Regions from separate parts of the Homo sapiens genome. Here regions 2 and 3 are each linked to region 1. Evidence: chromatin contacts called from ENCODE Hi-C or POLR2A ChIA-PET data. All regions are on one chromosome and are shown on one strand. The core of a region is the stretch at or near the end of the contact, and the rest is flanking DNA. Distances in the headings are between cores, read along the strand shown. Region 1 holds the start of MTX2 (metaxin 2). Region 2 holds the start of NRAL (NRF2 regulation associated lncRNA). Region 3 holds the start of HOXD8 (homeobox D8).

Region 1 (4,533 bases), core at 529-3,028:
AGTTGTTCCAACACCATTTATTGAATTATCCATTTTTAAATGCTTCCTCCTAGAGTAACAGATCACTACAAATAGCTAAGACGGCAGACAGACAAAATGCCTAGAAATTTTTAAACGTCACTACTTAAAGCAGTATCCAAAGTTTATTAAAAGACATTCATCATTTTCTCATTAAAAGAAATCACATATTAGGACACATGCACACAGTGAACCACTCAACATACACTGTGAAGTTTTTTTTTTCAACATAGTAGCAAACTAAATTAAATCGCTGATCTAACTATATAAGCCTGATTTTGTTTCAACATAAATGGTAAAAGCAGAAATAATCATTGCTTGAAATCTCAAGATTAGTCATTGATTTGGGTCGCAAATATTTATTGAGCACCAACTGACTATGGATACAATGGGGAACAAAACAAGTTTGATCCCTACTTTCAGGAAGCTTGCAATCTAGTAGGAGCTTCTCTCCTCTAAAAAATAATGTTTTTAAGTGAAGAAGGAAAAAAAAGAAATGTACGTTCACACAAACGCAAAGCAGTGAAAAACATTCCGGCAAATTTTATGACACATTCTGTACTTCCCATTTCCAAAATACTATCTTATTACTTCAAATGTACCTATTTATTGTGGTGACTGTCTTCATTACTGTACTCATGTTGAAAACACTGCTAGGGAGTTATGACTAATTCCATTAGCCTCTATCTCAAAGTACCTATGTTTAGTCTCCTCACTTTCTCAACAATATTTAATTTCTTTCATTACAATAAATAAAAACCTCAATAAGAGAAATTACAAACCTATATACATCAGTCATGTTCAGTCCACCGACTCAAAAGTATTTCTTTAAAGTACATGCAGATTTAAAAATTTTCCATGAATCCGCGCGGGCGTGGTGGCGGGCGCCTGTAATCCCAACTACTCGGGAGGCTAAGGCAGGAGAATCGCTTGAACCCGGGAAGCGGAGGTTGCAGTGAGCCCAGGTTGTGCCACTGCACTCCAGCCTCGGTGACAAAAGAGAAACTCCGTCTCAACAAATAAATAAATAAATAACTCCTAGAGTCTTAGCAAATGGCACTACTGTGTCGCTGGGAGACGAAGCAAGAAGTCTGGTGTTCCCTCAACAATAGGTAACAACTGATTAGTGACAGTCACCTTAAACTTTTTGAGTACCAAGACCCAGAAACTGCCACCACTCTTAGACTGAAGCGTTCAGATGCTTGCCCCTGTGGTAACGCCCCCCACCTCAATCCCAATCCAAGGCCTCCCCCTCATACTCCAGCACCTCCCAACTGAATGGGGAGGTGGGACAAAGTACCGCCCAAGGGAAGGAGACGGGACTCCTGCTCCTGCGGGGTGACCTTGGCCAAGTGTCTCCTTCTCAGTTTTCCCATATGTGAGATAAGGTTGGTAGTCCGTGCCCGCCTCCACCATCCGGGCCGGGTTCAGCGTATAATGCCGCAAGGCTGGAGGAAAGCTCCAGCCCTGTACCCCACGCGGCTCCCCGAGACCGCGCCGCCACCTTCTGGGTCTGCGGCCAGCCGCGCTACCTGCAATCTGGGAGACGAAGGCTTCCGCCACTAGAGACATGTCGGCTGGGAGGCCCGGCGCCCGGGTGCCTGCCCCCCACGGGCCTCAGCGTCCTCCACCGCAAACCCGGAGGCTCTCGGCAGTTAACGAGCCTAGCCCCGCCAACGTTCAGACTCGCAAAGCCCACTCCAACAGCAGCGGCGGCTGCAGTGAGGCCCCCAAGGTTACCGCCAGGCCTGGCTAGGGACTTCCGGCGCAGCCGACAACGGCACTCGAGCGCTTCCGCCGGCCCCGCCCCCGCGCCGTCCTACGGGGCGCCGGCGCGGCTAGCTCCGTCCAGCCAATTCCAGGCTCTGCGCTGGGGGCCCGCAGGTGGAAGCGAAGTACCCGACTCGTCTCCCACCCAGGGGACTGGCAGGGGAATCTGGGAGATTTTTAGCGTCCTTTCTGTAAGCCAGAATTTTGTAACCGAGTAACATTTGTAAACGCCCACTGGATACCAGGCACTTATATACCTATATCTACACACACATATATACATATATACACACACACATACACACATATATAATATATACACGTATATATGTACACATGTACATATATACACATATATACATATATATACACATATATTCTATTTGACTTCGTCTTCTCAACAACCCATTAAAGTAATAATATTATCGCCATTTTACGGATAAGAATATAGGCTTAAGGAGTTTAAACTGCCTGCCCAGGCAGTCCTCCAAGGACCAGATTCAAGGCTGCATGAATTCCCTCTATTCCATTATATTGCTGGGTTGATTAGTCCGTGGATAGACATTAGTGTTTTTTGTTGTTGTTGTTTATTCAAACATGCTTGGCAGAAAGGAGGCTTGAGCAGCGCCTAAGCCAGAAGGTAATTTGTCCTTCAACTCCATACACCCGAAATGATGCTCAGCTTGGAGAATAAGATACTTTAGTTTCACACACTTCTCACCTTTCGGGGGTGAACGGGGCAGGAAGAGGAGAAACTAAATTCCCTGAGTAACTTTGTCTTAACCTAATAGCTTCTTAAATTACACAATTAAAGAAAAATCATATGCATTACAGATTGGTGGTATTACAAGTGGGACAGGCTTCAGAGCTGGTAACCCAAAGCCCCCTTCACTGATGAGAAACAAGTTCAGAGAGGTGAGGTAACTCATTTTAAATCACACAGTAAATCAAAAAGTCAGACAGCTTACTAGGTTTTTGCAGAGGAAACCTGTATTCTAAGAATTACTGTCCATGACATTTAGAAAGCTATATTTCCATTCTTTATATCCGTAGATCTCTATTACTGTTCATTCTGCCTCCTTAACTAGCGTGGTTGGTTTCCTAGAGCTGCCAGATTACCACAAACTGGTTGGCTAAACAACAGAAATTCATTCTCACAATTCTGGAGGCTAGAAGTCTGAAATCAAGGTGTCAGCAGGGCCATGCTGTCTTGCAAGGCTCCAGAGAAGGGGGTTGCCGGCAATCTTCCATGTACTTTGGCTTGTAGATACATCACTCCAATCTCTGCCACCACATCACACGGCATTCCCCCTGTGTGTCAATGTGTTCAAATTTCTCTCTTCTTGAGAAATAACACCAGTCATTGTGTTAGGGACCCCCACCCTAATCCAGCAGGACCTCATCTTAACATGATTTCTTTTCTTTTCTTTTCTTTTTTTTTTTTTTTTTTTTTGAGATGGAGTCTTGCTCTGTCACCTAGGCTGGAGTGCAGTGGCGTGATCTCGGCCCACTGCAACCTCCACCTTCCAGGTTCAAGCGATTCTCCTGCCTTGGCCTCCCAAATAGCTGAGATTACAGGTGCGTGCCACCATGCCCGGCTAATTTTTGTATTTTTAGTAGAGACCGGGTTTCACCATGTTGGCCAGGCTGGTCTCGAACTCCTGACCTCATGATCCGCCCGCCTTGGCTTCACAAAGTGCTGGAATTACAGGCGTGAGCCACTGTGCCCAGCCCCATAATTTTTTTAAGGTTAAGTCATATTTTCATCTCCCTCAGCAAAAGGAAGCTTCTTAAACAGCATTTAAATTTACCCAATAATTTACATTGACATAAACACAGCAGCGTCTTAGGAAGTAGTGTCTTCTCTATAGCTGAAATTCAGAGTTGACAAGCAGCTGTGAATAGTAGAAATACAGGGAAGATAATATTAATAGGTTTTTCTTGTTTGTGCAGAGAGAGGTAACACTGATAGTAAAGAATACATGAGATCCAATTTCCTCCTCATCCCATAGGTATTATTGACCAAGAGAAATGAGCTGTTCCAGATACTTTGTTATCAATCAAAAGAAAAGCTTTCAGGCCCTGTCTGTTCTCCTCACAGTGGAGAATTATGTATAACTGTAATAATGAAGAAGACATATCATCACTTTAAGTTCTATTATTAATTTTGGTTTGTCATTTTTATAAAGCTGAAGACACAATATTTTGACTACTTTTTGACAGATTTGAAGTTTAAGATTTCTCCATATCATAGGGCCTGTGTGAGAACTTGAGCCAAAGTCCCTAGAGAGTAATGAAGATTCAACTGGGGAAACCAAAATCAAACATATCCAAAGGGTAGAAGTGAGCCCCAAAGTGGAAGAGACTGGAAAGAGCCAGAGACTGGACACAGATGCAAGAGAAACAGAGCAAGATTAGAGGCAAAGTAGAATGTGCCCTTAAAATTTAAGTTAAGTACCCATGGCTTGATGCATGATACATGCATGAACTGAGCTGGCTGGAAGGTACTGGTTTGGGACTGACACCAATCATCTTTATTATGGCAAGTGCCTTAGTCCATTAGGGCTGCTATAACAAAATATCTTAGTCTGGATAATTTATAAACAGAAATATACTGCCCTGACTTTCGGAGGTTGGAAAGTCCATGATCAAGGCACCAGCAGATTCAGTGTCTTGGGGGTCCCAGTTCTCACAGATAGCACCTTGTACATGTCCTCACATGGCAGAAGGGCAAAAGGGGCAAAT
Region 2 (4,533 bases), core at 900-3,399, 240 kb before region 1:
CCATTGGCAGATTTTACTATTGTGTTAGAAATTCAATGATCAAATATATAAAATTTGTCTGCCAAGTTGTTTTACAAGAGAAAAAAACAAACTCTGAATTTTCCCAATTTAATTAATTCAATGTTAAAATTCTGGGAAATACTCCTCAGATTTCTACTCTATCTTTAGTAGTCTGCCAGGCCACTCACTTATGTCAGAGGCTGGGCTAGTAACACTATGAATAGGAGATTTGATGTGGAGCATTCATTAATTCAGCAAATGTTTATTAAACATCCTGGCAGGCCATGTGCTAGGCACGGGGAGTACAACAGAAACAAGTTAGAGTACTTGCCCTCCTGTTGTCCAACATTGACAGATGAGACGACAGACACATGCAACAAAGTGTTATGACTGCTCTGATGAGAGCCAAGAGACATCAGAACCAGTCTAAGGGGGCAAAGAGGGCTCCTGGAAGGCTTTACCTAAATTCACACATACACATACACATACACATACACACATACAGATATACACACATGAATGTGGTTCCCATCGGAGATCATGACTAACCAAAATGAAATCAAGACTTCCACTGGTTTGCATGGTTGGGTGAGCAAGAAAAAAAATCCTCTGACAGATCCCACATCTCACCCGGTGGGGCTCTAAATGTAGGCCCCTCCTACTCTCTCCCTACATGATGTAAAAGAAACCACACTGGGTTGTTCAAGAAAAACAATCTGCCTTGTAATTACATATCTTTCTGTGGCTTTGCAAACGAAGACACCAAAATGCACAGCTAAATTAGTCAGAGCCTGCAGTAGGCAGAATATGGCCCTCCAAAGATGTTCATGTACCAATCCCCAGAACCTTTGAATATGTTACCTTACATGGCAAGAGGGACTTTGCAGATGTTATGAAGGTTAAAGACCTTGAGATGGAAAGATTATCCTGGATTATACAGGTGGTCCCAATCTAATTACAAGGGTCCTTAAAAGTGACAGAGAAAATCAGAGAGTCAGAGGGAGACATGACAATGGAAAAAGTGTCAGAGAGATGCAACCTATCTGTCTTTGAAAACGGAGAAAGGGGTGGGGTGTGAACCAAGAAATATGGACAGTTTCTAGAAGCTGAAAAAGGCAGAGATTCTCCCCAAACTCTGCCAACACCTGATTTTAGACCAGTGAGACCCGCATTGAACTTCTGACCTGCAGAACTATAAGGTAATATATTTATGCTGTATAAGCAACTAACTCTGTGGTAACTTGTTACAACAGTGATAAGAAACTAGTAGAGAGTGGGTGATATCTCACTAGAATGAGTTAAAAGTGTGGTTGGGCAGTGGTTTCCAGAATTTGACTGGTGTCCTTATAAGAAGCAAGGATTGAGACACAGACAGTTTATGACATATAAATAGGCTAATGTCTAAGATGGCATCCAAACTATTTTCTTTGTGTGTGTATATGTTTGTGTGTGTTTAAATCTGAATTTTAGTTATTAAACAAATGTGATTTCATAGGCAGTAGGGGTTCCTTGAGAGAGAAGTGTAACGTTCTACAGATGAGGATGGTTGGCTGCAGAGTGTAGGAGAAATACACAATGAATATCATGTACCTCTTTTCCCACTGGGAAAACAGAGATGATGCCCAGCAGTGTATTGTGGGCCCTGAGAAGCCACAGGGAGCAATGGCCTGGAGGCAGGCCTGAGCACAAGAACCTATGCATTTATTCTCTTTTCAGTTATCTGTGCCACTGAGAACATACCTGAGGAGACAGATAGGTTACCGAGGCTATAAAAACCCGAGATATGTGGTGTGAGACTCATTACTTGCTTTTACTGTCCAAACAATGAGGAAGAGTAATTTGTAAGTATTCTTTTTACAGTGGTGTTGGAAAGGAATTCTTCTTCCTCATTCTTAGTGGTAAAAAGGCACCCATGAGGATAAGTGGGAATTGCATCATGAATTTTTCCTTTGTCCTCAGCAGGATCCTGCTTCTGCATTTGCTAAAAGTGCGATTTATGTGAAATGGACTCCTATGCTCTCTAAAAGTTCACCTACTGGCACAGATCAAACAATAATAGCTGTGTGATAAAATACTTCTGCCCTTATGATGTAATGGAACTGCTCTAAATGTAAATGCTTCAAAGTTCTTTTCCATCTTTGCTTTCCCCAAAGTACAAACAATTTGCCCTTTTATTTTATTTTCCTGCAGACTTGCTCTTTGTACCCCTCCTTGGTTTATGTTCCTGGTGATCGGGTGTTGGGTTTGAAGAACTTTATATAGTATCACAAATACCTAGAACTGATGAGGTCTTTAAGAGTTCATTGAATCCTTTGTTCATCTAATTTGGGGCTTCACCCAAGATAGCTGAGGTATAAGATGTTTACCATACTCCTAAAGATGCACTGGCTTGGAGACTGACTATTATGGGCTGAATTGAGTCTCGTCATCCCTCCAAGTTTATACGCTACAGTCCTAACTCCCCAGTAACTCAGAATATGACTGTATTATTTCATGATACAGTCTTTGAAGATCTAATTAACTTAAAATGAGACCATTAGGGTGACCGCTAATCTAATTTGACTGGTGTCCTTATAAGAAGTGAGGATTGAGGACAGGCATGGTGGCTCATGCTTGTAATCCCAGCACTTTGGGAGGCCGAGGTGGGTGGATCACTTGAGGCCAGGGGTTCGAGACCAGCCTGGCCAACATGGTGAAACACCGTCTCTACTAAAAATAAAATAAAAAAAAAATTAGCTGGGTGCGGTGGCGGGAGCCTGTAATCCCAGCTACTTGGGAGGCTAAGGCAGGAGAATCACTTGAACCCGGGAGGCAGAGATTGCAGTAAGCCAAGACCGTGCCACTGTACTCTAGCCTGGGCGACAGCAAGACTCCATCTTAAAAATAAAAGTGAGGATTGAGACACAAACAGGCACAACAGAGGGAAAACCATCCGAAGACAGAGGAAAAGACGGCCATCTACAAAACAAAAGGAGAGGCCTCAAAAGAAACCAACCCAGGTGACATCTTGATCTTGGGCTTCTAGCCTCCAGGATCATAAGAAAATAAATTTCTATTGTTTAAAACTGGGTGGTTTGCTCACAGCATTAGCAAAATGATAGGGAAACTAAAGCCATTAGTTTGTTTACTGTTAGGAGAATTCTCCTAGGTCTTATAAAAATATCACTAGCTCTAAATAGTGGACTTTTATTTTGTCTTTCATGGAAAGGTTAGCAAGTTCTTTAAAAATATCCTGAATATATTAAGGGAATGTGGAGTGTTATACATAGAAGGGGTATACAGACTACTATTTCAACTACTTCTTTTTTTTACAGATGAGGAAACTGAAAGCCAAAGAGATGAAATGACTCTTCCAAGGTCACCTGCAAGTTGGCAGCCAAGCAAAGATGTCCTGTGTCCAGGACACAGGTCCTGGACCCCTGGCTCTTTGCTTCCTTATATTAGAACAACTCGAAAAATTTCTAAAGAAACCAATGCTGGAAGGTATAACGAGAATCCAGTGAGTGGGGAGTGGAGTATGGGAGCATAGCTTACCAGGATATGGTAGTTATGGGTTCCAATTTTCCCTGATAATAAAAATTGTTCAATATTTTAAATTATTCCAGACCAAACAGTTGTGGGCTTATGTTTCATAATCAATTCAGAGGATTCCCTGGACTTTTAACAATCTACCATTATGTAATATGACTATTTCTCCCCTCTTGGAAGTTGGAAGGCATTTCAATGAATTTACCCTGCCATGATGTACCCCCTGATCGGGCACGTTGCTTTGCGTCCCCCAACATGCTTCCTTGCCTCTGATGCTCTCCCATATGCCCTCATCTGTCCCCCATCGCACTGACTTTTTGCCCCAGACTGTTTAGTCTCACAGTTATCTTTTTCTAGAAGCTCTTTGAAGGACAGAGTGCTACATAAACCATAAAGTAAAGAAAGATACAATTTCATTATCTTACTCTTTTTTCTCCCTTTTCATCTTTTTCTTACCAACCCTCCAATCTCTCACTTGGAGAAGTGGTGGCAGGGTTTATAAAGAAAACTCAAAGTGCTAAACTTCCTCACTCTTAAGTCCAGTTCTCTTTGTCATTGGAGCACATTCTATCCATTTTCCTGCACTCTGGTGACCACTAATGCCAGCCACTGGAAGCCAAAGCAAGGGCCAAATCAGGTGATGGTGTAGATGCCTGCAGAGGCTCAGTAACAACAGATGGAGGCCAAACCTGCAATTTAGGGGTGAGATGAAGCCCATTTAATAGAGCACAGAGGAGGGACCCTAGCTGAGCTGGACTGTGATTTCTCCAGTTATCAAGTAGACAGAATTGCCTATGTTAACCCTTTGACTTCCTAGGTTGAGTTTCTCAAAATGAGGTCTTTGGACAAGCTGCATCAGAATCACATAAGGGCTTAATAAAAATACAGATTCCTGAATCTCATTCCAGACTTATTATTTCAGCAGCTTGCCAAAATCAGGGGTCATAGCCTTTAGGATACTATCTTAGTGTCTTTGTGTTTCTTTTTTAAAAGTAGTAACATAGA
Region 3 (4,533 bases), core at 1,439-3,938, 140 kb after region 1:
ACGAAAGCAAGTTAAAAAATGAGACGCATTTTACAAGGCGATTTGCCAGAGTTGCCAGATTATTTAATTTGTATGGACTATAGAAAAATAATTGTCAACTTGGACATTGTCTTTAAATTCTTGTCACTGGCCCAATCTTTTTCTTAAGTTTAAGGAAGCTGCAGAGCTGGACTACAAGTTACATTCTTCAGCTAATACGTGCTTTTCTAATATTTTCCCCGAGATATTACATTTAGAAAATACGCAAAGAAACCTTTTAGGAGTAAACAAAACGCACCCGAACTATTCATTATAAAGGAAAGAATAAAAAATCCATAAATAATACATTGTAATCAAATAATATAAAGTATTCTGCAGACATAATTTTTTTTAATTAATAAACTCCTTTTAATTTACTCACCACAAATATTAAAATGTTCAAGTGCACTTGTTTAATTAATAAAGCATTTTATATGCAATTATTAAGTGCTAATCATTAGGAAGTTTACGTTGTTGAGGCAAATCACTAGCTCAGACATTAAAAACCATTATAAAAATATAGCTACAAGGTCAGTATCAAATTACCCTTCCATAGGACAGCTCAAGGACAGCTTCTATGTGATACTAGAAACTTTTTTAAACACCCAAATCCCTCTCAAAGCACAGAAAACCTCAAGAGCAGTGACATGAAGGTAGCTTGAAACACAGGTAAGGTCCTTTCCAACAAAGAAAATAGGTGGTGTCCACAGCATATGGTGATTATTAGTTTTAATAGTCTGTGGTAAATTTTAAAGGTAGAAGTTAATTTGTCAGGCCTTCGGCTCTGTCTTCCTCCAGCTCTTGGGCTTCCTTTTTCGTTTCCCCGTCCTTCACCTCCTGCCGGGAAACGGGAAATTTGTCCTTGTTGTTTTCCTTTTTCCATTTCATTCTCCTGTTCTGGAACCAGATTTTTACCTGTCTCTCGGTGAGGGCTAGGGCGTGGGAAACCTCGATTCTTCTTTTCCTGGTCAGATAGGGGTTAAAAAGAAATTCCTTTTCCAACTCTAGAGTTTGGAAGCGACTGTAGGTTTGTCTTCCTCTTCGTCTACCAGGAGCTGCTGATTAAAACAAAAAAAAAGGGGGGGGGAATAAAAGTTTTAAAAATGTTATGGTACCTCTGCATGTTGCTGGAGGTTTGTGGAACGGGGGTCTACGGGGTGAAATATACACAGAGCTCTTTAGCTCCGATATATATATATAGGGTGTGCAGGCAAGAGGAGCAGAGAGGTCTTCACAATTATTCTGTCCCCATCATCTTTACATGGTTCCTACTTTTTTAAAAAAAGTCTGTATTACTTTATGAATAAGAGCCACTGTGGCTACACAAGAAGGAAAAGGAGGGGGAGAGGGAACGGGAGTTTTAAAGCCAGAACGTGAGATGAAAGCAGATTTCTCCCCCTCTCCCTTCTTAAAAAAAAAATGCATCCCAACCTTGTGGTCTCATCCACGGAAACATTTGAGAAGGAGACGAGCTCTGATTTAAGTGGTCTGGGTCCTCGCCAATATTACCACTGGACGATTTACAGTCAGGATATTGTACCAGCTCGGCCTCTTGCTGGGTCGTAAAAATCGGCTGTCTCTGTAAGTTATCGTATCCGTAAAACTTCGCGGGCTCCCCGTGACAGGCAATCCCGCCGCAGGGGGGAGGTGGCGGCGGAGGCGGAGGATGCGGAGGAGGAGGGGGGGCGGCCTGGTAGGCAGCGGCCGGGCTGCCCCCGCCGGGGTGGAAGTACTCCTGGCCCCGGCCTTCCCTACCGCCGCACCCAGTCCCGGAGGGCGGCGGGGACGGGTGCGGGTGCGCGTGCGCCTGCGGGGGCGCGTGCGGGAAGCCGGCGGCGCTGTTGCCATAGAGCTGCAGGGCTGCTGCGGCGGCGGCGTGACGGCCGCCGACCTCGGGCGCGAAGTGACAGTCGTAGTAAGTGGGATTGATGGCCTCGCCCGCCGCCGCCGCCGCCGCAGCCGCCGCCTTGTACTTGGAGTACAGCGGGTTCACGAAGTACGAACTCATTGGGGCGTCAGCGGCGGCGGCCCCGGGCGGGCGGGCGGCGCTAAGCAGCCAGAGAGCGAGCCTCGACTCGGCCGCACTGCCGCGGGGGCCTGTGGGGCGGCTGCTCTCGCCGCCGGGACCGCCGGGCTACGTCGCTGCTGCCGCCCGCCCGCGCTCGCGCGTCGCTTCTGAGGCCAGGCAGCCGCGGGCGCTCAGCTACTGGGCGCTCATGCCCGGCTCTTGCGCCCGCCGCCTCGGCTTCGCGCCGCCTCCCTCGCGGGTCGCGGGGCCTCGCCCAGCCCCCGCGCGCCGCCGCCCTCCCGGCCTTTCCCGGCGCGCCCCGGCTCGGCCGCAATATAATCGCCGACGCCCCAGGCGACCTGCCCCGCTGCCTCCACTGTTTCCTCTCAGGCACCAGTGACTGAGCGCACCCGGACAAGAAAAAAGTGCGCTCGGCCCACGGGGACACTCTGGCCTCGGTTTACAAACCCCGGCTCTGGAGGGAAAAGAAAAAAAACACCCTCTGCCCGCCGCCACCTCTTACCGCGCCCCCCCCGCGCCCCCCTCCCGCCAATCTCGCCCCCGCCGCCGAGGCTGCCGACCCGGTGCGCACCGGCGAGGCATTTTCGCACCACAGCACTGCACGGAAAGTCAGCGTGACGGGGACGAGGAGCCCCGCGGAGGGATCCGCGCGCAGTTCAGTCGCTACGGCCGACGGACGGAGCGCCGCGCCCGGCCCGAGATGCCTCCGCCGGCCTTAAAGGGGGCCCATAAAGACGCACTGCCAAGGGCTCCGTGTGCCCCGGGGCCGCGGGAATGCGGATCGCAGCCGGCAGGGAGGGGCCGCGGCGGAGCCTTAGACTTGGGGGAGCCAAGGAGGCCACTCCCAGGAGGCTGCGGAGCAAATGACTGCCTCCCCGAGCCCCTGGCTGCAAAAGCAGAGGTTGCCCGTGGCTTTTGCAGCTCTGGACACGCGGGTGCAGCCCAGGGAACGTGGACAAGAGGTGTTGACGGACCGGACCGTGCATTTGAGTTGGGGCATATCGAAGTGGTTTAATTAAAAGCCGCGAGTGTGGCCCCAGATCCTGGCGTTATCAAAGCAAATCAAAGCCTTTCTTTTCCAGCCGAGCGGGCCCTGTGGAAATGAGATGTACATTTACCCTTGACGCACCGCAAGCCTGGCCGAGGCTCTCAGGTTAATTGATATTTAATGGAAATCATGCCCATGAATATAGTTTCCATCATTTCACCCTTGATAGACGTCAGCCCTGGGCGCAGGGGGAGGCTGAAGAATGCAGGAGGGGGCATTAGGCTTGCTGAGAGAGTAAATAGAAGAGCGGACAGAAACGTTCTGAGGCGGGAAAAAGGGCTCGCGCTGGGGAGGGTGACATTTCCTCGGGCAGGACGCGGCTCCCGGGTCTCAGCCCCGGCGCGCAGCGAACCAGGGCCGGCTGCGGTTCCCGGAGGAGTGCGGAGGGCAGACGACCGCAAGTTCCCCCCAGGAGCCTCCCAGCCGGCGTTCAGATCGCGCCGGTTCCAGGCAGCTGCAGGCGGCCCATCTTATGCTAACGATCCTACTTCCTCCGCCAAGCCTGTGAAATTACTGCCGAGAGAGCGCGCAGGCCTCAAAGTTACGAATTTTTCCCAAAGCAGAGAAAGAGAAGGCTCAGCCTAGTTTGTGAGCAGAGATGAAGAAAAGTTGCCCGAGTCATGTGGCCCAGTCGAGTGTGAATCGACAAAATATTCCCGATTTTAGCAGCTCTCTCCAAAGCTGTCTGGCTTTACCCTACCAACCGCCTCCCCACACACTTCCTTTCCCTCTCTGCTCCCGTTTCAATGTCCAATAAATGCAATGGTTCTCTGTTGTGTGTGTGTGTTTTCCCCTCTCCTGCTCGGCCTTTCTCGTGGGCTCTTTGGGTGACTGAGCCCCGTTTCCTTCGGGATAGGTACAATGTCGTGAGGGCGCCAGGCCCACAGCCTTGGAAATAGACCTCCAAGGCGCCCCTGCTCAAGCTAAACGCACCACGCCGGCTTTCCACACCAAATGCAAATTTCCGAAAACCCCAGACGGCCTCAGAGATGCTGCAGGCTGGCGAGCGATTTCAGCTACCCCTAGCTCCTTGTGGGTTGGCCCAGCCTGCGAGCGCGATCCTGACTTGTGTCCGGGTGGACTGAAATATCATTTTTACAAATGGAGAAAATGAGATCGAGATGGACAGACATAGCAAGGTGATAATGTCCGACTCAATTATTTCTACTGGGAATGACTGAAAGGTAAAGGAATCGTTAATGAATCTGGAGATGACAGAGGCATGCTTTATTTAATTTTTAAATTAGTAAGGAGTGCAGACTTGGGGTGGTGGAGAGCAAGGGTTTTTTTGTTGTTGTTGCTGTTTGTTTTTGTGGGGTTTTTTTTCTGCTGGTTATTGCCAAGTATAATGACTTTCTTTAAATCCGAAGGCGAACGAATTGATTCTGACAATTAAGGATTTGTCCTTCAATCTTGCAAATGCCCAATTAAAAGATTA

What was found. Hi-C counts contacts between places; a loop is a spot of excess contacts on that map. ChIA-PET counts read pairs that join two places held with the same protein, here RNA polymerase II (POLR2A). Pooled maps may share reads with other maps.
Region 2: a loop to region 1 is called in a pooled map, with 4 times the contacts of the local background. The contact joins the promoter of NRAL here to the promoter of MTX2 in region 1. A Hi-C loop is called at or near these places in 1 of 168 maps with a recorded cell type or tissue (B cell), 4 of 37 single-sample maps with no recorded cell type and 4 of 50 pooled maps. POLR2A ChIA-PET finds 5 or more read pairs at or near these places in 2 of 52 experiments (MCF 10A and activated T-cell).
Region 3: a loop to region 1 is called in a map of naive thymus-derived CD4-positive, alpha-beta T cell, with 4 times the contacts of the local background. The contact joins the promoter of HOXD8 here to the promoter of MTX2 in region 1. A Hi-C loop is called at or near these places in 4 of 168 maps with a recorded cell type or tissue (CD8-positive, alpha-beta T cell, PC-3, ascending aorta and 1 more) and 8 of 50 pooled maps.

The regions. Positions count from the first base shown.
Region 1 is chr2:176,266,687-176,271,219 of GRCh38, reverse strand. MTX2 (metaxin 2) reads right to left here and starts at 1,778. Exons shown (of 10, transcript NM_006554.5): 1 at 1,551-1,778. The coding sequence starts at 1,590. RefSeq lists enhancers at 884-1,509, 1,510-2,137 and a silencer at 1,842-1,931.
Region 2 is chr2:176,505,318-176,509,850 of GRCh38, reverse strand. NRAL (NRF2 regulation associated lncRNA) reads left to right here and starts at 2,149. Exons shown (of 2, transcript NR_186236.1): 1 at 2,149-2,351; 2 at 3,315-3,606.
Region 3 is chr2:176,127,860-176,132,392 of GRCh38, reverse strand. It overlaps HOXD8 (homeobox D8), which reads right to left and starts at 2,688. Exons shown (of 2, transcript NM_019558.4): 1 at 1,450-2,688; 2 at 1-1,076. The coding sequence starts at 2,026. The coding sequence ends at 781. It overlaps LOC100129455 (a long non-coding RNA gene), which reads left to right and starts at 1,865. Exons shown (of 1, transcript NR_187615.1): 1 at 1,865-4,533.